Regions from separate parts of the Mus musculus genome. Here region 2 is linked to region 1. The links are chromatin loops, found by intact Hi-C in ENCODE. Cell type or tissue: left cerebral cortex. All regions are shown on one strand. Links, peaks and the distances in the headings refer to the core of each region. The heading gives the core; the rest is flanking DNA. Region 1 has its middle 71 kb from the start of Gm24164. Region 2 holds the start of Epha6 (Eph receptor A6).

Region 1 (2,911 bases), core at 301-2,800:
AGGTTTAGCCATAAAATATCTCAAGGATGTGATGGACAAAGAAGCAGCAAGACAAAGGGAGACTGTCTTCTGAGAACACAGTGGTACTCATTGTGTGGGATTAGCAATGTTCACTGCCCAGTGTTCCACAGAGGCAGAAACACCACAGTGGACAGAAGCTGAGGCAAATCAAGAAACTCTAATTCCATCCATGACAGTGTCAAGTGTGACTCAGCTTCCCCCGACCTCTCAGCCAGTCCCAGTTTTGTTCATTGCACAGTTAACACTTCCCTTTCTTGGAAGGTGAATAAATCATCCTTACAAAACTTTGCTATCTGGAGGTTAGGGACATAGCTCAGTCAGTAGAGTGCGTTCTGGGTAAAGATAAGGACCTGAGCTTGACATCCAGCACCTACCTAAAAGAGCAAGGTATGTTGGTCCACACTGGTAACTCCAGGGATGGCAGTGGGAAGACAGAGTCACCTAGAATCTTTGGTCAATCAGCTTAGTTTAAAGGCAAGTTCCAGGGCAGTTAGAGGCTCTATAACAACATAGATAGATAGACATACAGACAGACTGACTTTCTGACAAAAGGTTGACCTCTCTTCTCCAGAGATGTGCATGAGCATTCACATAAGTGAAGCCCCCCCTTACACACACACACACACACACACACAAGTAACTCTTTTTCTTCGTGTAAGTCTTCAACATAAATTGTGAAGGTGGCTTCACAGCTTCAGACCTACATTCCTTCCTCCTGGTTATGTTCTTTCTCAGTAGCATACTGGTCACTGCCTTTGTTCTAGTGCTGGGTATTCTAATCCTGGCTTAAATACATTGCCTCTTCTTTAGAGACCTCTCCCCACACTAAAAAAAGAAAAAAAGAGAGAAATAGAAAAAGAAAGAGAGGGAGGAAGAAAAGAAGGAAGGAAGGAAGGAAAAGGAAGGAAGGAAGGAAGGAAGGAAGGAAGGAAGGAAGGAAGGAAGGAAAAGGAAGGAAGGAAGGAAGGAAGGAAGGAAGGAAGGAAGGAAGGAAGGAAGGAAGGAAGGAAGGAAAACAGATAAATTGATCGATCGATCAATCTATGGGTAGCATATTAATGTCTATGGTCATGTGGGAAAAACAGTACATACTGTACTTTCATTACTCACAAGTATAAAAGAATAGAAATATTAGCATCCCCTGGTTTCAACTAATACAATTCAAAATCATCATCGTGTTTCCCTCTTTTATTTAGCACGAGGCTCCTTTTGTTATGGTTTGATCTCCCAATAGTGACTAATATTCTAATAGAGGAGAATAAATTAATTCAGTCAGTGGCCTTCTGGCGATCTGGGGCTCTTCGATGCTAAGTTTTACTGAATGACATCCCTGTCCTCACCCTGAGTCCCATTCCTACCTCTGCACAAACCACAGGCTCCAGCTCTCTATCAGTACCAGCTCCCAGAAAATATCCTCGCTCCTCCCTCACTATTGTCCAGTTTAAAGTGTGTATCAAAATAAACCCTAAATATTGTAAAAACCTAATAGAAAATTTAATCCATCTCTATTTTTATGAGTTCTGTTAAGCTGCACATTTTGTTTTTAACTGATGGATGCCATCCTGTGGGGAATGTCGGTAATACTGATCTGCTCTGGTGCAATTAGTAGTAAGTAAATGTGCATTTTCCAGTCCACTAGGTGTGGGATGGAACTACAAGAAAGCCAGGACGGGCCCTAGCAGAACCTCCCATTCCCATTAGCAACAGCAAGCTGCATCCATTACGGAAAGAGTGAGAGCAAACTCAGGAAGGAAAGTGGCTTTTGTTCCACGGCTGACTGTGTTTTCTGCTAGCGATAACACCTTGTATCTACAGCGTTCTTCAGAAGAGTCTGCATGACTTTTTTGTTCCTTCAAAAGGCAGGAAGTGAAAAAAAATGCATGGCGTTATAGCTCGGTGGTGTAAGAACTCAATTCTGTTTTATAACTGAGCTCACTGCCCACCTCACCAAATGAATCAACCTGATTAGCTGTCGACTACAAACCGCTGAGATCCCACCACAGCACGGTCACCTTTACACTCAACAGCACAGGAAAATTACAATTTCAGGAGGGGTTGGGGGGTGGGGGAAAAGAAGAAGACATTTAGTCACTTACTTTAAAATAGCAAATCTAGTCATTGTCGTGAGTGTTGCTTAACACAATTTCAAGCCCTCTCAGCCTTGCTGAGCTGATTCTCTTTCCTGTCTTTACATGGGAGAAAGTGAATCATTAAAGCTGGCTGCCTCACCCCAGGCTGCTGCCAGTAAGCTCCCCAAATCCTCCAGAGGTCGGTTATCTCAGAGATGCTACCAGGGGAAGTGATAAGCTGTGAGTGACCCGTTAGGTACCCAGACTTGTGCAACAGTGTTTACCCCAGGAGTAGGTAATCTGTAGATTATGTCTAGATCCTGAGTATGTAGCCTTGCATGGCACTGGAGTGATGTTATTACCACAAATGAGGAGTATTTCCTTATATTTGGCATGTGAATTCTTCCTCCATTTTGTACTCTTAGACAGTGAGTTCTGCAAAGCTGGAAAAGGGTTACACATGGACTCTTTCAGGAAAATGGAAGCTAAAGTGCTCCTCAGACATTTAATAAGCTAGGGCAAGAATCCCAGAAAACACTGTCCATGGTGGCTAGGGACTATCTAACTTTACTGTATATTTAAAAATAAGAGGCTAATGACAACATTTATAAACTCTTCTAGCAAAGGCAAAGATGAATGAGAAAGCTTGCCAAAATTCAGGGCCCCTTCCACATGTAAGGAATCGAGAGAAAATACTGAGGAAAACTGATTAAAAGAGTCAGAAGGAGGCACCATCTACAATATGTATTTCTTTGTTAGCACCTGAGGTACAACAGCATTTTTTTTTCAGTTTGGTGTAGTGAATACCCAGAGTGGAGCAT
Region 2 (2,911 bases), core at 118-2,617, 1.9 Mb before region 1:
GCGCGCGCAAGAGCGAGCTCAGGCTCTAGTTTGGGGGAGGGGATGGTGGACGGGGGAGGGTGGCTCTAGGCCGGTACTGGGGATGGGTAGGGACGTTTGGACGGGTAGTGAAGGTGCAGTTCTGGGGACCCAAGTGCTCTCTGCATCCAAGTGGGCACTTACAGACCCCAGAGCAGAGGAGGCACAGCAGATAGTAAGGGTAGTCTGGGCATCCAGAACTTTCATGTGTCTGGTGTCTGGGAAACCCAGCGACTGAGGCTCAGCGGGATCTCAAGTGGTCCCTGGGAGGGGCGGACTGAGCACTCAGCCTCTTGACTGAGTAGCCTGGGCTGAGTGTCGCCTCGTGACCACCGACTCGGCGGCATCTGCGCCGCCCCCCTCGGCCGTAGCAGCTGTTTATTGGGTATCACGGAAGCTACCTTAGTCCCCCAAGCACTTGCGTCCCCCCTCCCCCATGTAACGATGTGCTCTCAGCTCTGGACACCACCTTTCCCTTGGAGACATTTCTGCTACCAGAAAGGGTGAGGGTTGCAGGTCAGCGCTCCTGGCCCCGGGGCACAGCTTGGCGAAGGTAGTGGTCAGCCCTGACGTGTCTGAGTGCTAGCCTCCCAAACTTGGCCACCGAGGTTTGTGGCCACCTCTCCCGTTCTGAGTCCTTGGAAAGCATAGGGAGAGAAGAGGCTACAGAGAGGAGTCACTGAGCGCTGGAAGTCTACTGGTGCCTGGCGCCTTGGCTTCCCCAAGTCTTAGCATTCCGCATAAGGTGGTGACTTCGCCATGGAGGTCATTAGCATCTTCATAGCAGCTTTGGTGCGGGGCTTCCAGGGGCCTGGATAAGTCTGCCTTTCCGCGGTGGCGTCGGGCTAGAAGCTGGGAGCAGCCCAAGGTCTGAGCAGTGCGTGGTCAAGTCCAAGGCAGCCCGCGGGGGCCGGTGCGCTCTCCTTGCTCCGGATGCCCCTTCTCAATACCCTGTCTCCCAGGTCCGGGCTCTCCTAAGCCGGTTCACTGGCTACTTACTTGGTGGGACCCCGCCCTGGGCCGAGGCACGGGACTAGCTGATGGGAAGTGGTGTTGCCACCTGCAGTCTCCAAGCTGTCGCCCTGCTGCCGGCCGAGAGGGGTGCGTGGAGGGCAGGGCCCTAGAGCTCTGCTGAGCTCGGTGGAGCCGAGCGATCTCCCGTCTGACAGCAGCTGTGGCTCGGGTGCAGCCAATTCGGCGCTAGAGGGGGTTAGTAGACAACAAAAATTCCTCCACTGCTCGCAGGTGGAAGAGCAGGCTAAACCTGCGGAAAAAGCTGAAGGATGCTTTCAGGTTAAACTTACAATGTTTGTTAAGGCGCTTATCACTGGCGTTGGATTTTCTGTAGTGTATTTGTTAACATTATTATCGTTTTCTTTATTGAAGAGGAGCAGATTATCAAGCCTGAGTAAGGCTTTTTTTTCTTTTTCTTTTTCTTTCTTCAATAGCACTAGGAAGGGTTTTTGATGACGCTGGAGAAAAGTGAAGCGAATTTCAGAGGATAATTTTCAGGTGGGTGGAGGGTTCAGGTCGGGAATAGTTGTGACAGGAACCTTAAATGTTGTAGGTCTAGGGTCAACGTTTTACCAGGAATGCTGGAAATGAAAGCAGGGTTTCCTCGGATTTCCGCGCTGCTCAGTGCTGTTTGTGGCTCGGATCCTAGTTTAAGGATTTCAGTCCATGCCTTACAGTCAATCAGAAGGAAAGAGAGAGGAGCAAGGAAAGCTCAGAATCCAAAAGAGTAATGAAACGTGCAAGTGGGAACCACAGGGTAATGACACTTTCTGATTGGTGGCTACTCTCACGCTCATTATGAATTCATACACAGCTTGTTTTCAAAGATGTCCATGCCAATTTAAATGCGTGCAAATCACACCTACAAAGATGGAGTTCCTATACTCGTGTTTACAGTAGGGTAATCTGATTTCACTACTCATATTTCCAGTGTTACTGATACTAACTAATGACATAGGTGCTTGTAAATTCAATTTAGTTTACTCACTCAGGTGTAAGGTAAAACTCTACATGAGTGCAGCACCTGGCATTCTGCCTATCTAATGATTTCAGAGTGTATAACGAATATGTTGGTGGACTGATGATAAATCATAATTCTTTTGTACATTTGCTCAGTGGAAAAATGAACATAATATCAGTATCACATTTATAAATGAACATCTAAACTCAAGCTTTCGTGTTTTATTTGAATGGTAAATTTGAAAGAGTTGGTTATAAACAATTGAACTGTAAGAAGCTTTTCTAAAAATCATATTAAATGGGAGTGATTCTAATGAAAAGAAAACGAAGAAAGGAAAAGAAGAAAAACAAAGGTGTGTGTCACTTCCCAAGTCTCAAGCTCAATTGCACAGCAAAATGCAATGTATGAAACAGAAGTTTCAACATAACTCTGACATTTGAGGGAACTGAACTTCTCCTGTATCAGCTGTTTGCCTTGTCTGAATTATTTGTTTAAATACGCCATGGTAGAGCGTCACAGAATATGTATTGTGTATGCAGATGATGACTGTCTTATTAATTTTAGCTTTTTAAGAAAAAAAACTTCAGGATTAAGCACCTGTCATATGTTTAGAAATACTCTGATACTGTCTCTTACTGTTTTTTTTTTTTCAGAGATAAAGACATGGTAGTTTTTGTCATGACCATTGATCATAGACAGTCTTAAGGACATTCTTTTAATAGAAGAGTGAGCCATGACTTGGAGTCTGTCTATTAATTCCAACTTGGTAGTAACATTTTTTAAATAAATCAATTTGTCCATTTCTATCCTCACCAAGTATACATACATGTATTACATTCTAAAGGTTCCTTACCAAGAATATATACATATATACATTCTAAAGGTTCCTTACCAAGTATACATACATGTATACATTCT

The links. Hi-C counts contacts between places; a loop is a spot of excess contacts. Peaks named below come from ENCODE experiments on the same cell type or tissue, not always from the same donor. Only the 100,000 strongest peaks of a DNase experiment are listed, where the experiment ranks them.
Region 2: it touches region 1 in a loop (4-fold over the local background); 3 of 42 quality-filtered maps call a loop at or near these places.

Annotation. Positions count from the first base shown.
Region 1 is chr16:62,498,904-62,501,814 of GRCm38, forward strand. No RefSeq gene overlaps it. Among named protein-coding and RNA genes, the nearest start is that of Gm24164, 71 kb to the right of the region's middle. In left cerebral cortex, for the core only: a CTCF peak has its summit at 1,592; DNase peaks (open chromatin) are centred at 1,638 and 2,162.
Region 2 is chr16:60,605,301-60,608,211 of GRCm38, forward strand. It overlaps Epha6 (Eph receptor A6), which reads right to left and starts at 231. Exons shown (of 18, transcript NM_007938.2): 1 at 1-231. Gm9017 (a long non-coding RNA gene) reads left to right here and starts at 1,416. Exons shown (of 3, transcript XR_384917.4): 1 at 1,416-1,530. In left cerebral cortex, for the core only: a CTCF peak has its summit at 1,211; DNase peaks (open chromatin) are centred at 320, 1,172 and 1,696; H3K4me3 peaks cover 1,967 bases; H3K27ac peaks cover 1,897 bases.